2 separate regions of the Mus musculus genome follow, and region 1 is linked to region 2. The links are chromatin loops, found by intact Hi-C in ENCODE. Cell type or tissue: left cerebral cortex. All regions are shown on one strand.

Region 1 (2,500 bases), 99 kb before region 2:
GCCTTTCTGAAAAAGTCCGATACTGGCCTTTTATACTCCTGTACGTGGAATGCCGCAGTTCTCCCCTCAAATTCTTGGGAGTGTGGAACTTGTCGTATTCAGAACCAACGCTGTGTTTTTCCATGTGTTCCGTGGACCAGCTGGGTCTCCTCAATCTTTGTTTTGATTTGAACAAGCCTGGGCTTGCTGTCTCCTGAGTTTCTGTGTGGTACTCAGACAACATCTCCAGCATGGTGTTGCTAGGAAATGCAGTAATGATCATGATGCTGGATCAGCCTCTCTTGCCGCCCATACACACCTGCCTCTGCCATCTGCTAAGGATGCTTCTGGCACCTTGACCCTGCCATGCAGAGATGCTCTGCTGTGCTTTGGCCTGTGAATATTAGTTTGGCCGAGAAATTATCAGTGACATAGATCCAGTGCTGGGTGTTCGTTACTAAGCGCTTTGGACCCTGATCTAGTCACACTCTGGAAAAGAGGTACCAATAGCATTCAAGTCTACTTTATACCCTAGATATGTACATTATCTGTAAGTACACACATGTACACTTAAGTGTGTATGTTCTCATACATGTATATACTGAATTGATTGGTTAAGTCTGTGAAAATAGTTTTTGCTGTTTCTTGCCCCCCTCCCCTGGATTTGTTTAATCATGTACTGTTTGTTTTTCTGAACAACCAGTTAGTTTTAGGCTGAAAAAGTTCCTCCGTGGCCCCAGGTAACCCGGTTCAAATGCAGAAGGGAAGGAAAGTGCCTGTTCCTAAGTGCCTGTTCCTGGTTTCCCGCGTCATCATTCCTCTGAGGAGGGTTTTTTTTCTGTGCATTTGGGCAGACCTAAGACCAAATTCATAACAGCCAGCGGGGCTCCTGATCTCACTCACCAGCACTAGCAGGTCTGGGGACAGATGGTGAGGTAAAGGCAAACAAAGGCTCTTGGCTTGCTGCTAACGGAAGCCGTGGGCATCTCCAATCTCTGCTTTCCCCACAAAGGCCCTGTCTGCAAATTCCAGCATTGCTATAGCAGCCCGTGCTGTGGAGGCCTGTGTGTTTGGTTCTGTGTCTAACACAGACCTTTCTGACTTCCCGGAGGTATAGTGGAGGATCCGGTTGTACCTTTCCTGGGAGACACTGAGGTGAATGGAAGCAGTGGTCATCCAGCAGTGGAAAGCTGGGTCTGTGTTTTTACCCAACCAACCCTCTCCGGTCAGCTTTGGTAAGGGCGTGGTTCCTTGGCTTCTCCAGTTGAAATTGATGGTATTTACTATTTTATTGTGAAGGGAACTTAGTGAGAGTATGCAGGAGACAGGCTTTGTAAACCCCAAAACAATATAGACACAGGCATTGTTTCTCCCAGTCCTCAGAGAGTGGATTGTGGGAAGCTAATGCCCTTACTGGGCCATGTTTCAGTGCCAGGAACAGCCAAAGATGTCAATAACTGTCCATTAATGATGGGGCAGAGAAGTTGTCTGACTCCATGGAAGCCAGGGTTTTATAAATTAAGTGAGCACGCTCATTTGCCATTCATAGGGCAAATATTTATTGAGTGTCTACTAAATGCTGGACCCTGGGACTACAGCATTGAGTAAGATGGGTGGGGCTGTGATTAGTGTCTCCTGTAGCTTCCAGCGCTGGAAGCCATAGGTAGTTTTTATAGAGTTCAATTTGTTCGGTGTTGGTGGTTTCTCTGCCTCTTTGGTGATAAGATGCCTGTTCTGGGGCAATGAGAATGACATCTGAGAACTTTATAGGGCAAGTGGGAAGATGTGTTACTGGCCTTTGGAATACGGAAGGTGAGGAGTTTCTGATCTATCCTAGGCTCCTTCCTCACGTCGCCTGGATTTTGGCTTGGCCTCATTCATAGGCCATCTAGCTGGGGACTTTATTGCCTTCCATAAGCAGTCCATCCAGTTTTAAGTAGCATTTATCTTTGGAATGTTCTTCCTCATCCTGAGCAGAAATCCGCCATCCGTTATTTCTGCCCATCAGGCCTTCCTCTTCCGTTTGGAGCGGACAGGAGCAACTGCCTTTTTTTTTTTTTTTTTTAAGCCACCATTTGTTCTCCCTTCTTCCTTGTTCTCTATGTGTATGGTATAGATGCGAGCGTGTGTGTGTGTTTGCACGTGTGTGGGCACATGTGTGTATGTGGAGGCCAGAAGTGGACCTTGGTTGTTCCTTTTACTGTACCCCACCTTATTCACTGAGGCATGGTCTCTCACTGAGACTGTGATCACCTGGTGGCTAGTCTTGCTAGCCAGCTTGCTCCAGGGAGTCCCTGTTGTCTCTGCCTTTTGAGTGCTGGGATTGCAGGTGGGCCTACATACTCACCCAGCTTTTACCTGGGTGCCAGGGATAGGAATTCAGGGCTTTGTGCATCAAGGTGCATCCCCAGCACCCCATATTCCTAGGCACTTTTTCCAGTTTCCATGTCCCTGTATTAACCCAGTCTCCTTCACGTCCTCATTCCCGTGATCATCTCTACCCTTCACCCTCCTGCCTCCT
Region 2 (2,500 bases):
GGGCCAAAAAGTGGGAGTGGGTGGGTAGGGGAGTGGGAGGGAGGGTATGGGGGACTTTTGGTATAGCATTGGAAATGTAAATGAGGAAAATACCTAATTAAAAAAAAAAACAAGTGAAAACAGTTTAAAAGTAAAAAAAAAAAAGTTATAATAATGAGAAATCCACCGAGAGGAGCTGTCATTGCCGAGATTTGATGATTCTCAGAAGACAAATTGTTTCGTGGTGCTCGTGTGTGCGTGCACGTATGTGGGCATGCTTTTGTGTGCGCACGTCTGTGAAGCAGACCGGGGGCTTCTCTGCAGACCGTGTGCCACTTTGAACAGTTAGCAGCTGGCTTATGGTGGTTGTCAACTGCATTTCACACAGCGCCCTGTTGGCAGTTGTTTGGCTAAGGGTAAAGACTGTAGTTTAGAAATACAGCAAAAGGAGGTGGGGTCTAAAATCTCTGTCTTGAGTTTCAGAAACCTCCTCTGTGAAAACTGCGTGGAAGGGTGTTTGTATTCCACAGGAAAACCTGACGGGCAGAAAGCAAGTCTGGTTCTTTTTTATCTTTAGCCATCAGTTCCTTAAAAATTATTCACACGTTTCTTCAAAATAGCCGTTTCTTTGTTTTCTTAAGAGCCCAAATCTCTCTAGTCCTCAAATCAAATTCTCAACTAAAATCAGGAGGTTTAAAATTCAGTTATTTTAAGTGATACATACTCTTAAAATGTGTGTGTCTGCTAAGTCGCTTGTATTGGAGATGCAGAAAGTCACACTCCATAAAATACAGGAACACATGTTAGAGGAGGGGAGGGGAGGGGAGGGGAGGGGAAGGGAAGGGAGGGGAAGGGAGGGGCAGACACTGAAGAGGAGGAGGGGAGAAGATTTAAGTTTTATTTTAACCCCCAAATGGCAGATGCAGAGTAAGGAGGCATCTTGCTCTGTGCAGGAGGAGGAAGGCAGAGTTAGCAGGAGGTCCTTCTGGGACCTGCAGTTCCTGTGACTTCCTTAAGGCCACTGTGTGTGCTTTCATGGGAGCCAGAACTGGACATAGGAACTTACAATGTCATCGGGAGTTCAGGGTAAGCTGGGCTGATGGAATGACCCCAAATAGTGAGTACTGTTGTGGGAAGGTGGGAAGACGGCTGCTTATAATGGCTTTGGGGGGATAATACTTCCTTTGCTTGCCTTGTCTCCCTTTTCTGTGAGGAAGCCTGGGTTTGATGGTAGCACCTTCACCCCGAAGCCTAGGAAATTGGTAGTGGGTGTGTGTGAGAGACAAGGGCTACACATACTGAGCCCAGGTCACCCGGGCTTGTGCTAGCATCCTCCCCGTGCACTTGGTGACCTGGGCGTCAGGAACAAGGCAGGGTGATAAGGTTAACGTTCTCATCAGTCATCTGTCCAAGGCATATTTGCGCACACCACATGGATGATATTTTGACTGACTAGAGCCAGGTTCAATGAATCTTTTGCATCTTAGCTTACAGTTGCAACTGGGCTTTGATGGCATCAGACAGGGAAGTACATGGTTAGGTTGTAGCTCCTGCACACCAAGGTGGTGGCTTCCTAAGGAAGAGAGCTTTAAAGGTGGGGGTTATTTTACCATAGGCCATCTAAGAATGGCCTTTTCTCTGAGTAGTGTCAGACCCACTTCCCTGTGCTCTGAGGTCAAGGGCATGCCCTGCAGTGAACCTGTGGGTCAGGGCAGGTGTTGGCATGATGGGAGACAGCATCCATTGGCAACCCTACTTCCCAGGGCTTCAGCTCAAGGCCCACATGATCAGGGAGTTTGTGGTTGACAAGTCGATACTTCCTTTCTGAACATGTGTCAGTGGAGAGCCCAGTACGAGACTAGTAGGTCAAGCCTGGATACTGGACTATTGGCTTTGTGAATGCATGGCCTCGTTAGTAGAGGTCTGGAGTGTTGTCCTTGGCGAAGTGTCTGTGGGGTATCTGGAAACTTGCTGCTTGTGTTTGTAAAGCCGTGAGCAGCTCTGAAATCTTATTGACGGCGGTCTCACCCATCTTCATAGCTTAGCTAGTTGGGCTGATTTGAGGCTAGAGACCTCAGCAGGGAGTGGCTGGGTTCTTAGAATGTAGAGTTAGATTCTCAGAGAGAAGGTCTTCTCTTAGGCCAGATAGCACTGTTGCCTGTGCCTGCCATGTTTGAGTCAGGTGCCTCTCTCCCTGCCCCTTCCCTTCAACCTATTCATCATGTACTCATGATCTGTACAGAGCGACACCAGATGCTGAGGCCAGAAAGATGTCCAGTTAAATGCAGTTTCTGCCCTCTTGGAACTGAGTCTGGTGAGAGGGACAATGGATCAAAGTCATGATGGGTCCTTGAGGCTTTGCTACCCAAACCAAATCAGTGGACTTCAGATACAATGTCTCAAAGATATTTACCAGTCACCGATTTTGATAGTCTGCATGTTCTGCCCTCTCTACTATGACAACAGTAATCTCTGCGTGGTTGCGTCGTTATAAAAGAAGCCACAAGCGCCTGACTCTACA

What was found. Peaks named below come from ENCODE experiments on the same cell type or tissue, not always from the same donor. Only the 100,000 strongest peaks of a DNase experiment are listed, where the experiment ranks them.
Region 1: it touches region 2 in a loop (2.2-fold over the local background); 2 of 42 quality-filtered maps call a loop at or near these places.

Annotation. Positions count from the first base shown.
Region 1 is chr6:119,077,526-119,080,025 of GRCm38, reverse strand. All of the region lies in intron 1 of Cacna1c (calcium channel, voltage-dependent, L type, alpha 1C subunit), which reads left to right. Among named protein-coding and RNA genes, the nearest start is that of Cacna1c, 30 kb to the left of the region's middle. In left cerebral cortex, no CTCF peak of the experiment used is centred here; DNase peaks (open chromatin) are centred at 193 and 937; H3K27ac peaks cover 1,164 bases.
Region 2 is chr6:118,978,349-118,980,848 of GRCm38, reverse strand. The region is part of intron 3 of Cacna1c (calcium channel, voltage-dependent, L type, alpha 1C subunit); the gene reads left to right. It overlaps Gm50599 (a long non-coding RNA gene), which reads left to right. Exons shown (of 2, transcript XR_001785462.2): 2 at 1-2,500. Among named protein-coding and RNA genes, the nearest start is that of Gm50599, 35 kb to the left of the region's middle. In left cerebral cortex, a CTCF peak has its summit at 995; a DNase peak (open chromatin) is centred at 472; H3K27ac peaks cover 1,603 bases.